Regions from separate parts of the Homo sapiens genome. Here region 2 is linked to region 1. A link is a contact called in ENCODE Hi-C or POLR2A ChIA-PET data. All regions are on one chromosome and are shown on one strand. The core of a region is the stretch at or near the end of the contact, and the rest is flanking DNA. Distances in the headings are between cores, read along the strand shown.

Region 1 (5,200 bases), core at 1-2,500:
GGAGCAAGTCATTCTAATCCTCTTAGAAGAAATGTCCATGGGGACACCCAGACTTCAACAAGACTTTGAGCCTAGTGATAATTAATGTAAGTTATGAAGTTCAAAACAGAAGTTAGACCGGGTTTCTAAGCACAAAAATTTGGCAACTTAAAATGATTTCAAAGTGGAATTATCACATCAGTATAACCTTATGATAATACATATCCCTCCTTCCTAAATTACTCATATCCTGATACCAGAACAAGAGTTTTAGAGCTCAGAAGGGTTAGTGTCTAAAATCATAGACTGAATTAGAAGTGACTTCAGTAGGCTTAGAAAATACCACTTTGTAGGAAAAAAACAACCTCTCCTCCCAAACCAATTTTACCAAAGACTGCAAAATAGATAAATATTTTAAAAGTAGAGAAGACTCAATTATAGGCTAAACTCTTTATCATACCTTGTCTGTGTGTTTAATGTGGCAATGGTCACCAAAGTCCCTTGAAGTACAGTAATATTCATTTGTGCCTCCCCCATCCCCACTCTGCTCTTGAAGTTCCAGAAGGGCAGATCCAAAATAACATTTATCCTTGTATTGCCCATCGTTATTGAACAAGTAGATACTCAATTATTTGCTGAACTAAAATGAATTTGTGAAAATGGTCATTCTAAACGAAGGGCTGTGTTGGGACTTTGAGCTTCAATGTGGTTAGGCTTATTTTCTACAAAATTATTTTCCCAACATCCAGTGAGTTTTGAATTAAGAGAATTTGTTTAAATCCTACAGTAGACTTTTCAATCAATCTAAACCATCTCCTTAACTGAATATCTAGACAGAGAGAGAGAGTGAGAGACAGAGAGAGCGCGCCACAAGATTGTCCATATAGGAGCTCCAGAAATCCGCATCCACCCAAAATGCGTCCCGGGGCAGAGAAGTTTAGGCTGCGCTCCTCCCACCTCCTTGGATGGGTCCCAGCTGAGAATACTCACTGGGCTGAGCCAAGTTTGCTCTCCCTCTTCCCGAGCACTTTCGCAGGCTTTGTGTCTTCCACATCTTGCTGTAGTTCAGTCATCGGGGCCGTGTCTGGAGGGCACCTTCAGACTTCCGCGCGCCTGGCTCTGCCCCGGCTCGTCCCGGCTTCTAGGTCCGGGTGCGCAGGCCAAGCAAGCGGCGCCGTGCCCTCCCCTGCACCCTCCGCCCAGCGCATCCAGGCCGGGCCGCGCCAAGCTCCCGGGGCCGCGGACCTGGACACGTCGGAGCGGGCGCGATTGGTCCGACCCACTGTGGAAAAGCCGAGAGGGAGGGAAGGGGAGGGTCGAAGCGAAGTGACAGCCTCTTTCCCCAACCCAGGAGGCAGAGAAGAGAAAAAGGAAACCTGTTGAACGAGTCTTTCGGGAGAGGAAGCTAATTGGCCAAGCAGGTGGAACATTTGCCTAAGAAGGCACAATCTGTTTAGCCTCCTGGTAAATTAAGCTTTTTGTTTTCTATCCCGACTGTAACAGGGGGATTTTTAGAGGGCAGCCGGCTCTAGATACCGGAAATGGAGACGTCTGAGTGGGACGCCCTGTCACACAAATGCGCTGTGTGGGCTGGCCTATGCCCCATCCTAAATTATTCAAACAGGATATTGCTTCATTGAGGGACTGCCTCTTCTGCTTAAACAATAGGTCTGCTCAATTTTTTATGTGGGAATAACAAAGGTAATAAGTAGTTGCCTTTGGTGGTGTTTTGGTTAACCCTTCATCGTTCTGGGGTGGGGGGGGTGGTTAGAGGGGCAAAGAAGAAGCAACCATCAAAATCTTCAAATATTGGGTTATGACTGTTCTCATCAAAATCAAAATTGGTGTTTGATAATTCCCAAGCCGTCTCTTTGTTGCCCATAGTTGTGCAAGTACCTTATTTACTATGCACTCAACCAGTACCGTGAATGCCTCTTCTTCCCACCTTTTGGTGACATTTTGACTTGCCTGTTCTAAGGTTTTGTATTGGAAGCATTCACTCATTCATTCATTGAACAAACTTTTGAGAGCTACAAAGTTCCAGGCATTGTTCTCAATCAGGGGTGTCCAATCTTTTGGCTTCCCTGGGTCACATTGGAAGAAGACGAACTGTCTTGGGCCACACATAAAATATACTAACACTAAGGATAGATGATGAGCTTTAAAAAAGGTCTGTGCAGGGGCCAGGCACGGTGGCTTACGCCTGTAATCCCAGCAGTTTGGGAGGCCGAGGCGGGTGGATCATTTGAGGTCAGGAGTTCGAGACTAGCATGGCCAACCTAGTGAAACCCCATCTCTACTAAAAATACAAAAATTAGCTGGGTGAGGTGGCGCAGGCGCTTGTAATCCCAGCTATTTGGGAGGCTGAGGCAGGAGAATCACTTGAGCCTGGGAGATGGAGGTTGTGGTGGGCCAAGATGCACCACTGCACTCCAGTCTGGGCAACAGAGTGAGACCCTGTCTCAAAAAAAAAAAAAAAATCCGTGCATAAATGTCACCATGTTATAAGACAGTTTATGAATTTGTATTGGGCTATATTCACAGCTGTTCTGGGCTGCAGGTTGGGCAAGCTTGTATAAACATTGACTTGTTATAGCAAATGACATTTGTATTGGTGGTTTTCTAATTTGCAATGGAGTAGTTGACAATTAGAATAATTAATATAAACGTTATTATTGGAAGCCTGACTTGACTTCAAAACAATTACAAGTGGCAACAGTAGAGCATGACATGCCTGGGAAAAAACGACTAACTATGTTCTGGGGCTGCAAGTCCTTCATTTTTCTCTTAAAATAAAGTTTAGATTTAAGAGTATTACAAAGACTATACAACCATAGTATGTACATGTATGTATGTAGTTTGTAGGGTGTATGTGTGTGTAAAACACCTAACCTTCTAAATAACTTCAAACATTTTGGAGGTGCAAGTTCTTTCCAAAGTTTTCTTATTCCTTCTCTTTTTACATATATATCATTAGGCTGAGAGAACAAAAGCATCTTTTTGTAGCCTGCTTGCTCCAAAATTGATGTTTGTGACATTTGAAAAATAAGTAAAAGAAAAAGCTTACATAAATTCCAGAAGAGTTGGCTTAGTCAGGCCTCTCTCTCTTTTTCTTTCCTGACCACTGACTGCTTTGCTATAGGAGCTGTGCTAGGTGGGATGGGGAAAACTCTGGGTGACCTGAAAGCTTGAAGGCTGTCTCCTTGGTGCCCATAGTTGCCTCTTCCTGGGGACATTCCTGATGCCTTCACCTCTAGATCCCCACCCTCCTCAGAATAGGGATAGGTTTGGAACAGAGATGAGGTTGTCAATTTCCCAAACTCTGGATGAGGACTCTCAGATCTCAGGTGCACTCCAACTTCTCATTACAGAGCTCAGATCAGACTGACTTTTCCCCGCTAAGTAATTTATTTATTGTGGTAAAATATACATAACATTACTATTTATCATTTTAATAAGTGTATAATTCAGTGGCATTCAACACTTTCACAATGTTATTTAACTATCACCACTTATCTGTACCCAAAACTTTTTTTTATCATCCTTGGCATAAACTCCCATTAAATACATTAAACAATAACTCTTTCTTTCTCACCTCCTCCCAGCCTCTGGTAGCCTCTAGTTTACTTTCTGTCTCTATAAATTTGTCTGTTTTAGGTACCTCACATTAGTGGAATCATACAATATTTTTCCTTTTGTGTCTGGCTTGTTTCACTCAGTGTAATGTTTTCAAGGTCAATCCATGTCATAGCATATATCCAAATTTCATTTTTTTTTGGCTGGATGATATTCCATTGCATGTATATACCACATTTGGGTTGCCCGTTTATCTGTTGATGGACCCTTGGGTTGTTTCTAGCTTTTGTCTATTGTGAATGATGCTGCTATGAACATGGGTGTGCAAATGTTTGTCTGAGTCCCTGATTTCATTTCTTTTGGATATATACCTAGGAGTAGACTTGCTGGGTCATATGGTAGTCTATGTTTACCCTTTTGAGAAATCATGGTCAGCCCTCTTTTAATGCATGAGTAAGGGCAAGTATTCAAAGCAGTCTTAGCATGGGCTTATGGCTCAAATAAAGAGCACTCAGTTACCCTAAAATAGCTTAAAGTTCTTTAGTGCATGGTATAAGGACTTCCAATGGTGTGGTTTTAAGTGAGAAGGAGCAGGTGAGGTTGAAGTGGAAGGCAGGGCTGGTAGGGAAAATATCAGTCTTTTCCTAGAGTGGAAGAATTAGAAAGGAGCAAGTAAGCTACAATATTTTACCTACTGATGTTTGCTTACGTTTAAAAGGCATTGTTAAACAACTGCCTAATTTGTTTATTCTTGGGGCTATTCTACAGTAATATATGGAATATAGTATTCAAGAGGCACGGCAGATAAACAATAAAGGAAATGTCATTGCCATGTGACAAAATAGAGATGTAAGATTATGCCTATGATATGTGAGAGGAGACAAGATAAAAAGATTATGCCTAAAATATGTTTTAGGATGCCCTTTGATATTGTACCAATAAGAGACATTATTTTTCTTCCTCTAAGTCTCTGGGAATCCAAATTCTTGTTTTTAAAAGCAAAGAAGATTTCTTTTCTTTTCTTTCTTTCTTTTTTTTTTTTTTTTTTTGAGAAAGAGTCTCGCTCTGTTGCCCAGGCTGGAGTGCAGTGGCACGATCTCAGCTCACTGCAACCTCTGCCTCCTGGGTTCAAGCAATTCTCCTGCCTCAGCCTCTCGAGTAGCTGGGACTACAGGCACACACCACCACGCCCAGCTAATTTTTGTATTTTTAGTGGAGACGGGGTTTCACCATATTGGCCAGGCTGGTCTCGAACTCCTGACCTGGTGATCTGCCCACCTTGGCCTCCCAAAGTGCTGGGATTACAGGCGTGAGCCACCATGCCTGGCAAAAGCAAAGAAGATTTCTAGCTGATACTTTTTCTAGTTTTTAAAACCACTTTGGTAGAAGATGCCAGACATAACACCTTTGGTGGGTGGGAGCTTCTATGCAAACAGCTTTGATGTTTGATATTGGTCAGATATTGGCCTTCCTTAACATTGAGCACATACACTGTGCATCTGTTCATACTCTTGGGGGCAGAGTACAAATAATGTGTTTGGAGACTTGAGTGGAGATTTGGTTGCAAGGTGATATGGTTTGGCTCTGTGTCCCCACCCAAATCTCATGTTGAATTGGGATCCCGAGTGTTGGAGGTGGGAAGTGA
Region 2 (4,706 bases), core at 1,519-4,018, 86 kb before region 1:
TGCTTTCTTTCTTTTTCTTTTTTTTTTTTTTTTTTGAGACAGGGTCTCACTCTGTCACCCAGCTTGGAGTGCAGTGGTACGATCTGGGCTCACTGCAACCTCCACCTCCCTGGTTCAAGAAATTCTCCTGCCTCAGCCTCCCAAGTAGCTGGGATTACAGACATGCACCACCACGCCCACCTAATTTCTGTATTTTTAGTAGAGACAGGTTTTCACCATGTTGGCCAGGCTGGTCTCGAACTCCTAGCCTCAAATGATCTGCTTGCCAGGGCCTCCCAAAGTGCTGAGATAACAGGTGTGAACCACTGTGTCCAGCTGATGCTTTCTTATTGAGCAAAAACTAAATACTAAAATATATAAAATATATAGATATATACATATATGTGTACACACACACTAGGCCACATAGAATTCCTCAATAAATTCCAAAAGGAACAATATCATTATATCATCTAGACTATGTTCTCTGACCATAATTGTCAATAAAATTAGAAATCAATAACAGAAAACAGTCATTATGTATGGAGTATGAAGGTCCCTCAAAAAATTAAAAATAGAACTACCATATTATCTATGAATCCCACTTCTGGGTATATATTCAAAAGAAATAAAATCAGTATGTTAAAGAGACATATGTGCCCTCAGGCTTATTACAGCACTATTCACAATGGCCAAGATATGGGACCAACCTATGTCCATCAATGGATGAATGGATAAAGAAAATGTGGTACATATACATGATGAAGTATTATTCAGCCTTCAAAAATAAGGAAATTCTGTCACTGGAACAACATGAATGAACTTGGAGGATTTTATGTTAAGTGAAATAAGCCAAACACAGAAAGATAAATACCACATTATCTCACTTATATATGCAGCCAAAAAAAAAGTGAAACTCATAGAAATAGAATAGAATGGTGGTGACCAGAGACTGGGGATAGTGGGGATTGGGGAGATGTTATGATTTGGCTCTTCATCCCCACCCAAATCTCATGTTGAATTGTAATCCCTAGTGTTGGAAGTGGGGCCTGGTGGGAGGTGATTAAATCATGGGGGTGGACATCCCCCTTGCTGTTCTCATGATAGTGAGTGAGTTCTCCTGAGATCTGGTTGTTTAAAAGTGTGTAGCACTTACTCTTTCTCTCTTCCTCTCCTGCTCCACCATGTGAAGATGTGCCTGCTTCCCCTTCACCCTTCTAACATGATTGTAGGTTTCCTGAGACTTCCCCAGCCATGCTTCCTGTACAGCCTGTGGAAGTGTGAGTCAATTAAACCTCCTTTCTCAAAAATTACACAGTCTCAGGTAGTTCCTTACAGCAATGTGAGAATGGACTAATATAGGAGATGTTGGCCAAAGGGCACAAAATTTCAATTACACAAGAGGAGTAAATCCAAGAGATTTATTGTACATCATGGTGACTATAGTTAATAACAATATATTGTATATTTGAAAATCACTAAGAGACTAGATTTGAAGTGTTCTCACAAAGAAACAAGTCAGTGAGGTGATGCATTTGTTAATTTGCTTGATTTAGCTGTTCCACAATGTATACATATTTCAAAACATAATGTCGTATACCCTAAATATATATAATTTGTAGTTGTCAATTAAAAAATAAAGAATGAAGGAAATCAATAACAGAAGAATAGCTTAAACATCTTATATGTTGGAAATCAAATAATGTTACTAAAGAAATTTTGGGCAGAGTGCAGTGGCTCACGCCTGTAATCCCAGCACTTTGGGAGACTGAGGTGAGTGGATCACTTGAGACCAGGAGTTTGAGAGCAGCCTGGATTACATGGAGACACCTCATCCCTACAAAAAACAAAAAAGCCCCAGAACATAAAAATTAGCCAGGTGTGGTGGTGCATACCTGTAGTCTCAGCTACTTTGGAGGCTGAGGTGGAGGATCCATTGAGTTTGGGAGGTTGAGGCTGCAGTGAGCCATGATTGCACCACCGCACGCCAGCCTGGGCAACAGAATGAGACTCGGTCTCAAAACAACAACAAAAGAAGTCTTGGAGTTAAAAAGAAGTCATACAAAATTTTAAAATATTTTGAACTGAATTAGAGGTGAGGCAGTCCCAGATGTGGATCCTAATGGACTGAAGTCAGGTTGACCTAAATCTCTGAGATACAGAAAGTCCACAGCTGTCAGGAGTGTCTGTGCACTAGAATTAGTGGGTTGCTAGATAATCCTGAGGCTACGTTCTCAGAATTTTACTGCCAATAATGTTGCAAAGTTCTTACTGAGCAAGTGCGTATCTAGATGCTTGGAATTCCCACACTTTTCTTGAAGGATGTGTTGTTTGTGAATTATCGCTTGGGTGACCATATGTACTAGATTGCCTGGAACAGTTCCGGTTCACGTTGGCTGTCCTGATAAAATTATTAAGGGCACCACCTTTTACTTTCAGAAGTGTCCTGTTATGAGTGATATATTATGTCATCACCCTAATTATCAGTTTTAACTTAAGTTGGCCATGATCTTAAAGGGTTGATATTTTTGCATTAAATAATGTATTTGTAAATTATCATCACAGTATTCTTTTGGTCATTGTTTTTTTTCTTGTATAATTACTGCATTACTACCATTTTGATTGATTTGTTCCTCTCCTCTAATTCTTTGTTATGATGCTTTTTGTCCCATGGGAAAGTTAGAATGGATGAGATGGGCAAGCTGTGGGGAACATTGTGTCCCCAAGTGGAGCACATTCAAAAGACTATGTGAGTCACATTTCTTTGAGGTCTGCTTCCTGCTGTGAAGCTGACTTCCTGTTTCAGTACATTCTCATTTCTGATCCAGAAGTAAACACATTTCAGGACACTTAACATTTAAATTCTATCAAGAAATTTATTTTCTTTGATGTGGATGCAGCCAATTTAAATTTCATCACAGGTGCAGAAGAACCAGAAGCAATAGAAAGAGGAGCAAATCGATCATCATCTAGTGCCTGTGAGCTGGATTTGGGTCACCTGGGTGCCTCCCTGCTTCGAGAACCAACAGTGTGGTGGTTTCAAGGACCTCGGCTTCTGGTTTGGGACCACAAATATTTCCTAATCTCTAGAAATGCTCTCAGTTTACGATCTGCTTTAGACACGCACTACTAAGTTTATATCAAAGGACACTCTGGTTTGAAATGTGCTCTGGTATCCATCAATGAACATTTTTCTTCATGCTCGGTAGCAATGATGGTTTAAAACTGTTCTTGCCATTAATAAATCTGGAATAGGGGCGAGGTGCGGTGGCTCACACCTGTAATCCCAGCATTTTGGGAGGCCGAGGCAGGCAGAGTACTTGAGGTCAGGAGTTTCAGACCAGCCTGGTCAACATGGTGAAACCCTGTCTCTGCTAAAAATACAAAAATTAGCTGGGTGTGGTGGCAGGTGCCTGTAATCCCAGCTACTCAGGAGGCTAAGGCAGGAGAATTGCTTGAACCTGGGAGGCAGACGTTGCAGTGAGCCGAGAACGCACACCTGCACTCCAGCCTGGGCGGCAGAGCAAGACTCCATCTCAAAACATAAGTAAGTAAGTAAATAAATTTATCTGGAATAGGCATAACCAACATATTTTGCAACCATAAAGACAGTCCTAGGTTATGTCCCCAGGGCCGAAAAGAAATCTGGGGTGGCACAAAGCAATTTAAAACGAGCAGAAAATAATGTGAGTTGCTTCTTCCTATTTCCTTTTCTGCTTGGGTCTCACAAAATTCACAGCATGTCTGCTGTATGGCTTTTTGTTCTTTAAGGTTCCTGCAGGGGAAAGGACAACCTACGGGCAAGATGTGTGGAGGCCAGGCTTGGTTGCTTATGCCTGTAATCCCAGCACTTTGGGAGGCCGAGGCAGGCAGATCACATGAGACTAGGAGTTCTAGACCAGCCTGGCCAACAGGATGAAACCCCATCTCTACTAAAAATACAAAAATTAGCCAGGCATGGTGGTGCACATCTGTCGTCTCAGCTACTCGGGAGGCTGAGGCAGGAGAATTGCTTGAACCTGGGAGGTGGAGGTTGCAGTGAGCCGAGATCATGCCACTGCACTCCAGCCTGGGAGACAGAGCAGGACTCTATCTCAAAAAATAAAAAAATTAAAAAAGATGGATGGAACATGTATGAAGTTTTAGGGTATGTATGTTGATACACTACTTTGCTAGAGGGTAGACTTGTAGCAGTCTGGAATATTTAGAAACATGGGTAGAAACTGGAGGTTACTGGAAAAGATCTTTGAACTCTGGAAATTAGTGCTATGAAGCACAGTACCAAAAAGCCACCAACTGTCCTCCTAGGAAAGACCCTTCGCTCATTTTCTCATAACACCTTGATATGGTTTGGATGTGTGTCCCCTCCAAATCTCATGTTGAAATGTGATCCCAGGTGCTGGAGGTGCGGCCTCTTGGGAGGTGTTTGGTCATGGAGGTGGGTCCTCATGACCTCGTGGGTGCTATCCTCTTGGTAATGAGTGAGTTCTCGCTCTGGGTTTATGTGAGATATGGTTGTTTAAAAGTGTGTGGCATCTCCCCCACCTCCTCTTGCTCCCTGTCTCACCATGCGCTGCTTCCGCCTTCACCTTCAGTCATGATTGTAAGCTCCCTGAGGCCCTCACCAGAAGTAAATGCTGGCATCACACTTCCTGTACAGCCTGCAGAACTATGAATCCATTAAACCTCTTTTCTTTATAAATTACCTAATCTCAGGTATTCATTTA

The links. Hi-C counts contacts between places; a loop is a spot of excess contacts on that map. ChIA-PET counts read pairs that join two places held with the same protein, here RNA polymerase II (POLR2A). Pooled maps may share reads with other maps.
Region 2: a map of CD8-positive, alpha-beta T cell shows a loop between it and region 1 (5-fold over the local background). The contact joins the enhancer-like site here to the promoter of GRAMD2B in region 1. A Hi-C loop is called at or near these places in 12 of 168 maps with a recorded cell type or tissue (CD4-positive, alpha-beta T cell, CD4-positive, alpha-beta memory T cell, CD8-positive, alpha-beta T cell and 6 more), 4 of 37 single-sample maps with no recorded cell type and 14 of 50 pooled maps. POLR2A ChIA-PET finds 5 or more read pairs at or near these places in 17 of 52 experiments (AG04449, CD4-positive, alpha-beta T cell, CD4-positive, alpha-beta memory T cell and 12 more).

What each region holds. Positions count from the first base shown.
Region 1 is chr5:126,419,459-126,424,658 of GRCh38, reverse strand. It overlaps GRAMD2B (GRAM domain containing 2B), which reads right to left and starts at 1,250. Exons shown (of 14, transcript NM_023927.4): 1 at 970-1,250. The coding sequence starts at 1,052. RefSeq lists a silencer at 1,146-1,275.
Region 2 is chr5:126,507,138-126,511,843 of GRCh38, reverse strand. No RefSeq gene overlaps it. Among named protein-coding and RNA genes, the nearest start is that of ALDH7A1, 86 kb to the left of the region's middle. Within about 2 kb of position 2,768, at least 10 of the 41 ENCODE cell types and tissues checked have a DNase peak (open chromatin) inside an H3K27ac peak, as active enhancers do; they include CD4-positive, alpha-beta T cell, CD8-positive, alpha-beta T cell and heart right ventricle, where a contact is called at or near this core.